Regions from separate parts of the Homo sapiens genome. Here region 1 is linked to region 2. The links are chromatin contacts, found by Hi-C or POLR2A ChIA-PET in ENCODE. All regions are on one chromosome and are shown on one strand. Each heading gives the region's core, a stretch centred on a gene start or an enhancer-like site at or near the end of the contact. The rest is flanking DNA. Distances are from core to core; before and after follow the strand shown.

Evidence for each region. A loop is a pair of places that touch in the nucleus more often than their neighbours do. ChIA-PET counts read pairs that join two places held with the same protein, here RNA polymerase II (POLR2A). Pooled maps may share reads with other maps.
Region 1: a loop to region 2 is called in a pooled map, with 2.9 times the contacts of the local background. The contact joins two enhancer-like sites. A Hi-C loop is called at or near these places in 2 of 50 pooled maps. POLR2A ChIA-PET finds 5 or more read pairs at or near these places in 4 of 52 experiments (BJ, H1, WTC11 and 1 more).

What each region holds. Positions count from the first base shown.
Region 1 is chr12:116,708,083-116,711,973 of GRCh38, reverse strand. SPRING1 (SREBF pathway regulator in golgi 1) reads left to right here. Exons shown (of 5, transcript NM_024738.4): 5 at 1-1,803. Among named protein-coding and RNA genes, the nearest start is that of SPRING1, 28 kb to the left of the region's middle. RefSeq lists an enhancer at 2,623-2,802. Within about 2 kb of position 2,036, at least 2 of the 41 ENCODE cell types and tissues checked have a DNase peak (open chromatin) inside an H3K27ac peak, as active enhancers do.
Region 2 is chr12:116,170,282-116,173,757 of GRCh38, reverse strand. All of the region lies in intron 2 of MED13L (mediator complex subunit 13L), which reads left to right. Among named protein-coding and RNA genes, the nearest start is that of MIR620, 23 kb to the right of the region's middle. Within about 2 kb of position 1,342, at least 5 of the 41 ENCODE cell types and tissues checked have a DNase peak (open chromatin) inside an H3K27ac peak, as active enhancers do.

The sequences.
Region 1 (3,891 bases), core at 787-3,286, 540 kb before region 2:
TAGGTAAGCTTCTGATCACTGTGCACCCAGATTATCCCAAAATCGAAAGTGGTGTTGGCAGCCGGGTGTGGTGGCTCACACCTGTAATCCCAGCACTTTGGGAGGCCAAGGTGAGAGGATTGCTTGAGCCCAGAATTCGAGACCAGCCTGAGCAACATAGGGAGACCCTGTCTCTACAAAAAATAAAAAAAAGGAGCCAGGCATGGTAGTGCACACCTGTAGTCCCAGCTACTCAGGAGGCTGAGGCGGGAGGATGGCTTGAGTCCAGGAGGTCAAGGCTGCAGTGAGCCGTCATTGCGCCAGTGTGCTCCAACCTGGGCCACAGAGTGAGACCCTGTCTGAGGAGGGGAAAAAAGTGTTGTCTAAATGAGAAATCACCATTATCAGTAATTTAAGATTCCAGGCTATGTTGGTCACATCTCACTATTCTTTTTTTTTTGAAACGGATTCTCGTTCCATCGCCCAGGCTGGAGTGCAGTGGCACGATCTGGGCTCGCTGCAAGCTCTGCCTCCTGGGTTCACGCCATTCTCCTGCCTCAGCCTCCCGAGTAGCTGGGACTACAGGCGCCCGCCACCGTGCCCAGCTAATTTTTGTATTTTTAGTAGAGACGGGGTTTCACCGTGTTAGTAGCCAGGATGGTCTCGATCTCCTGACCTCGTGATCCGCCCACCTCGGCCTCCCAAAGTGCTGGGATTACAGGAGTGAGCCACCGCGCCTGGCCACATCTCACTATTCTTAAGGAAGAGAGAGAGCGAGAGAGAGTGTTGTCCTGTCCTGTGGGGATTGGGGCATTGTATTAAGTTGTACTGGGGGATGTCAAGATAGAAATGTTGAGTAAGTTACTACCTGAATAAATATTTGACCAGTTGATGCTAATTTGAATAGTAAATGTGATGACATTATATATTCTCAGGGATGTTTCCATACATTGGCTCTGTGTGTGCGTGTGTGTGTGTGTGTGTGTGTAACAAAAGCAGTATGAAGTATGTGAGCAATATCCTAATTTTATTGACAAGAGCACTGACCTTAATGACCTTGAGTAAATTACCCTCTCCGGCTTTGGTTTCCTCATTTGTCAATTAAGGGTGATGGCTAGCGTATCTTGCAGATCCAAATTCCAATTTTTGTAACAAGCCAAAAGTCCCCCTGGCTGTTAAAGCAAGACCAGAGCCCTCGTATCCCAGCGGCTGGGTCCCAGGCTTTTGATTTTCACAGGACAAATGTAGCCCAGCCATCTGGAGCCCGTTTTTCTCCAAACCAGGGCTTCCTCCTTCTCTCTTGCAGATTTCAACTGGGGCTCACCATTTTCTGCCTCTTCCTCCTCCAGTTTTAAAGAGACACCATATCCTTCTCTGCTGGGACCAACTTCCCATGTACTGCTGCCCTGCACCTGTGAAAACAGCTGCTGTGTTTTCTGTCATAAAAATAGCTGCCTTTTGGCAGAGAAGCACACAACGGTACTACGTTTCTGAGCCTTAATGCAGTGCTCAATTATTTAGGTGTGCTTCACCTGAGATACACAGAGCATCTTGGAACTCCTACTAAGCAGGGCTTCTACAGGCATTGCTCAGCTCAGTAAAAGGTTTTCCTTTCTCTGCTTTTGTGATTACCAGGCAGAAACCTTAAAATGTATGAACTTACAAAGAAATTAAATTGTGCCAAATTAGATTCCCAGCCCCTAGAGATAACCACTAATTAAAGTTCCGCTGGAGCGTTTTGCCTGTATTTTGTATATAAACGTGGATTTTGTATTTGTATGTAAATAAAGGTAGGACCCTGCTGTCCATATTATTTTAAAATAATTAGCTCCTGTTAGATTGATTTAATCCAATGATAGCGAATTCATTTGCAGAGCAGGCAAGCGCACTTTCCACTTCTATCATCCTGCCTGGAAGATTGAAGCCCAGTTAGAGGTTAAAACCCTTTCATAATTGCACAGGAGTTTAGCTTTGCCTGCTTTTTCCTTGTCTGATTTTATGCAGTGGGGAAGGAAGTCTTTTTGTTCTGCACAAATAAATTATAGGCATTTGTCGCGGCCGGAGTTGACCTGCATTAGGGATGCTGAAGAAACCTGTCACGGCAGGGTGTCTCTCGGCGTGACTCGACTTTCCTGAGAGAGCAGAGATCGGGAAAACTGCACTCCAGATCTCCTGAGCCTGTCATTTATTTTAGTGAATTGCTAAATGCAGAAATGTAAAATATAAAAAGGCTAGGGGAGGATCTGTGGACCGTCTTACTGGCTACCTGGTGTTGTAAGATTATTTGAGCTCAAGGCAGTCCACATTTCCCCCAGCACCAGCCAGCTCCGCCCTGTCAAGCTGCTGGTCTACATGGTGGTTTTCGAGGGTATAAAGGACTTCAGTTTCTAAAGATGTTCCTAAATGCTCCGTGGCATCTGCAGCAGGATGTCGGGAGCTGGAATCCACTGTGCTCTCTTCCCTAGGCACGTGCTGGACTCAGTTTCTCCCGGGAGGTTTGCATCTGGGCAGCACTTCAGGGCGTGCTCCTCGAGCTCCGTCCGTGGCATCCATACCTGCCTGGGCTGTGCCTGCAGCCTGCTAAATGCCAACCTGGAAGCCCAAGACAGATAGGCTTGGAGCAGCTTAGCAGCCGGCTGGGCTAATTTATTTGACACAAATCAGCTCATTGACCTGATTTAGCACGGGGAGGAACTACAGAGCCGAGTCACATGTGATCGTAAAGCCCTTTCTTCTCACTGCAGCCCTTTCAGACCTCGAAGGATGGCAGTGTAGTCAAATGACACTTGCGGTGCGATTTCAAGGGAAGGAGGAGAAGATGGAGAGATGGAAAGTGGAGAGCAAGGCAGCGCGGGTGGCACAGACACCGACAATTGCTTTCTGTGCCACTTGGTGGCACCAATGCCATAGGTTTTCTGTCCTCAATGTGATCGTTGTCTAGAGATTATGGGCCCCGTGCCTGCGTGGAGCTCTCTCTCCTGAAAACAATGAAGCTGTTTCTATAGATGAGAACCATCTGGTGGGGATGACAGATCAGGACTCTTTCCTGGGTCCGGGCGATTTTGTGAACAGGGACTCAGGAAAGTAGCCCTTGCAGAAGAGGGAACTGGGCATGCTGCTGGTGCAGAGAAGACCCAAGGCTTAAATAAATACTCACAGCTACCCCCTTCTTCCTCCTGCACCCTCCGCCAACACGAAAAGTGGGATAGGCCTCTTAACCATTCATACTCAGACAAAGAAAAACATTTATGAAGCACTTGCCATGTGCCACTCTGCACGTGCAGCGTCCCATCCCCATCTTCAGAGACCAGCATTCTTCTTTTGTGTGTGTGTGTGAGAGAGAGAGAGAGAGAGAGAGAGAGCAAGACAGGGTCTCACTCTGTTACCCAGGCTGGAGTGCAGTGGCGCGATCTTGGTTCACTGTAGCCTCAACCTCCCAGGCTCAAGTGATCCTCCCACCTCAGCCTCCTGAGTAGCTGGGACTGCAGGCACACATCATTACACCCAGTTATTTTTTAAAAATGTTTAGTAGAGATGGGGATCTCGATATATTGCTCAGGCTGGTCTTGAACTCCTGGGCTCAAGTGATCTGCCTGCCTCAGCCTCCCAAAACGGTGGGATTATTATAGGCGTGAGCCACTGCACCCAGCCAGGCATTCCTTTTCTTTTTTCTCTTGGAATGGAGTCCTGTCACCCAGGCTGGAGTGCGGTGGCGCGATCTCTGCTCACTGCAACCTCTGCCTCCCGGGTTCAAGCGATTCTCCTGTTTCAGCCTCCCAAGTAGCTGGGACTACAGGTGCATGCCACTATGCCTGGCTAATTTTTGTATTTTTAGTAGAGATGGGGTTTCATCATGTTGGCCGGCTGGTCTTGAAGTCCTGACCTCAGGTGATCTGCCCACCTTGGCCTCCC
Region 2 (3,476 bases), core at 93-2,592:
GACCTTTCATGTGGATAGTCCTTTGTGCTCCTGATTCCTTATAAATTAAGGCAACTTATGTGAATTTCTCGTTTTGTTATCCAGCAAATGCATGCTCTGTAAGGCAGTTGAGGAAAGGAATTGCAGTATGTTAAACATCTCGGATTGAAATGCTTTTACCACTGTTGCAAGGAAAGGAGACAAGTTTAATAGAACTATAAAACAAAAATGTATAATTATTTTTCATTATAACACATTTTTCTTATGCTATAAAGTGCCCGTTTTATTGATTTATATACTGTCATCTTAAAATAAGACAGTCCTGTGCCTTATTAAAATACAGTAAGTCCTATCTATGTCCTTACCTTTGTCTCTGGATCACTGCAACATAGTTTCTTGAGTTTGTCTCTGTCTGTAATGGTTTTATATATATTGATACATGTGATAGTTTCATTTGAAGAAAACCTACAGTGCCATACCTGGTCAAGTTATATTTAGCCATTGAAGTTTTTATTTTAAAGTAGTAATGTCATTTTTTAAACATGAGAAAGGAGTTTTTGATTGAAAATATTTTATTCTTAAACCTATACTTTATGTCTTTTTTCCATGAGTGATAGTTTTTTTAGATTGATGATATAGAATCACCAATTTGGCAGACTTTTTTTTTTTTTTTCCTGAGTTGTTCTAGTGTGCCATGCACTTGTATCCTAAAATAAGCAAGGTGTATTTTCTGATCTGTTATTTCACAGTATGTAATGTCTTCTGTGACACATCTTAGCTCCTGGACTGGGAGTGACAACTTTTATCTGTTGTATAGCACGGAATAGTACTTGTTTTTTTTTTTTTTTTTTGTCTTAAATGGGTTGGAAGGGAACATAATGCTACAGTGTGGGAGTGCTTATTCCTTGCAAGACACTGTGGCAGGAAGGATGGAAACTAATCTGTATTGAGGACTTTGCTTGTACCAACCAGGTTATGAGGTTATTTTCATATATATAATCTCGATTATTCTTCACCGTAATGCTATGAAATATGCAATTTTCTGAGTCTGTCGCGATTCCCACAAATTGACAGATAAGTCATGCAGATGCAAAGTGAAAGCGTAAGGTCACTCATTTTTAAGTGGCAAAGAAGCTAGAACTGTAGGACTTTTTGCCTTCAACACTTTTCACTATGCTGTGTTGCCTGGAGGTACATGCTGTTAGCATTCCCGATGAAGTAACTAATGTGGAATAGAAAGAGACTTAAACTGTATAAAATATACTTGCATTTTCTGTAACCATTTACGGAAAACAGGAAGTTTCTCATTTCTAGAGAGTGAAACCTGGAAGAGGCAGTCCTTTCAGATAGTCTGAGATATATGGCCAAAAAAATATCTGCGGCAGTGACATAGCAGGCTACCTGGAACAATGCAGTGGCAGTTTGACGTGACCTTTCTCAGTATAGCTAGCTGGGGTGAATCATATGCTAGTGTTCTCATCTGGTTGAATTTTTTACATCCGGAAATGTGATTCTTTCATTTTATAAAAGAACTCTTGGGTTCTTTTTTAGAGTCATTGATTAGAAGTAAGCAGTTATGTAGAATTTTAACTTATATGAAATAGGAGTGTGTTACATAGGGTGTGTGTTAGGGGATTATATACCTAAGTGGATCTTCATTGAGTTGTTTGAACCAGAATGATGAGCTGCAGTTTTAGGTCACTGGGCTCTCCCTGTAGTTTTATCTTATTCAATACTTGCTGATTAGAAGCAATAACAAAAGTCTTAGATAATGAGAAAGAAGTCATTTATAAAATCTTCATGAAGTTGATTAAAAAAGCTGAGAGGGACAGCGAGTATTTATGGTAGACCCAAATTTCCCAAAGATTATCATTAGTCTGTGTATGTCAGAAACTGGGCAGAATTTAATACGAATACATGTGAAGTCCTGCATTGAGGTTTTTAAAAAAATTGGTTGGTAGATATTGAAGGGGGAAATAGGGCTTCTCAGTACTGTGAGTGGAAAAGAGCTGGATGTTTTGGTATGTGACTAATAAAGCTAACATGGTATCGAGGCTATGTTACAGAAGGATTGTACCCAGATCAGGAAAATTAATGGTTTCAGTTGCCTTTATCTTCATCAGAGATATCTGGAGTGTTGTGCTCATTTTAGAAAGCTTTGTTTTAAGAAGGACTTAAAAAACTGGAGCCATTGCAAGAGGAAGGTGGTTGGGATGGGGCTAAATCAGAGGATTCTGTAAATGAGGAATGGTTAAAGCAACTGGATTTGTTTAGCCTAGAGAGGAAAAAAAGTGTTGGATTTTTGGAGACCTATAAAATAGTTTCCACTGTAGGCAGAAATTTATTTCATGTTATTCCATAAGAAGAAGATGTAAGTTGTAGGTGAAGTATTTAACTCCATATAAAGATTTTGAGCTGGCTGCATAAATCCATTGCCTTCCCAGGTAGGGAGCCCCTATCTTTGCAGCTGAAAGAAATCTCTGTGATGAAAAAGCCATGTGGCTGTTCCAGGCATCACTTTCCAGTGGGCAGATTTCTGTTTGTTTGATACTCCCTTGACAAACGTTAGGCCAGCAGTTTTCAAAGTATGGTCTGCAACCATCAAGGGAGTAGGGTTGTGGGGTGGGTCTTTTCGACCGTTTCGGGAGATCCCACAAGTCAAAAAAACTATTTTTATAAAATATGAAGACATTATTTGCCTTTTTCAACTTTGTTGACATTTGTACTGATGATGCAAAAGCAATTAGGGATAAAACTGCTGGTGGTGCCTTAGCACGAATCAAGGCAGTAACAGCAAACAACTCTGGTAGTTGTATTCTTCAGAAGACAAAACCTTAGATTTTCCTTAAGAATGTCTGTGATGAAAGAGTAAAAATTTGTCAGGTGCTGCAGCTCATGCCCTGTAATCCCAGCACTCTGGGAGGCTGAGGCGTGTGGATCAGTTGAGGTCAGGAGTTCGAGACCATCCTGGCTAACATGCTGAAACCCCATCTGTAATAAAAATACAAAAATTAGCCAGGCATGGTGGCGGGCACCTGTAATCCCAGCTACTCAGGAGGCTTAGGCCCAAGAATTACCTGAACCTGGGACGTGGAGGTTGCAGTGAGCCAAGATCGCACCACTGTACCCTAGCCTGGGCAACAGAGTGACTCTTAAAAAAAAAAAAAAAACAAAAAAAAAAGTAAAAATGATTACTTGTGTGAAATTTTGACCCTTTAATACATGTCTTTTTAATGTTCTATGAGAGAAAATGGCAGGTATACATGAATCACTTCCCTTGTGTCAAGGGAAAGCTTTCGTGCAATTATTTGAGTTTTGCATTGACCAGCTACTTCTTAAGATGGAGCATCATACTTGAGAGAATGACTGATAAACTATGATCAATCAGATTTAGGCATTTGGTAGGTATTTTCTCCAAAATGAATGGTAAGTTTTTCAAGGAAAACTGACAGTATCTGTTGCTTGTGATAAAATTTGTGATTTCATACAAAAATGAG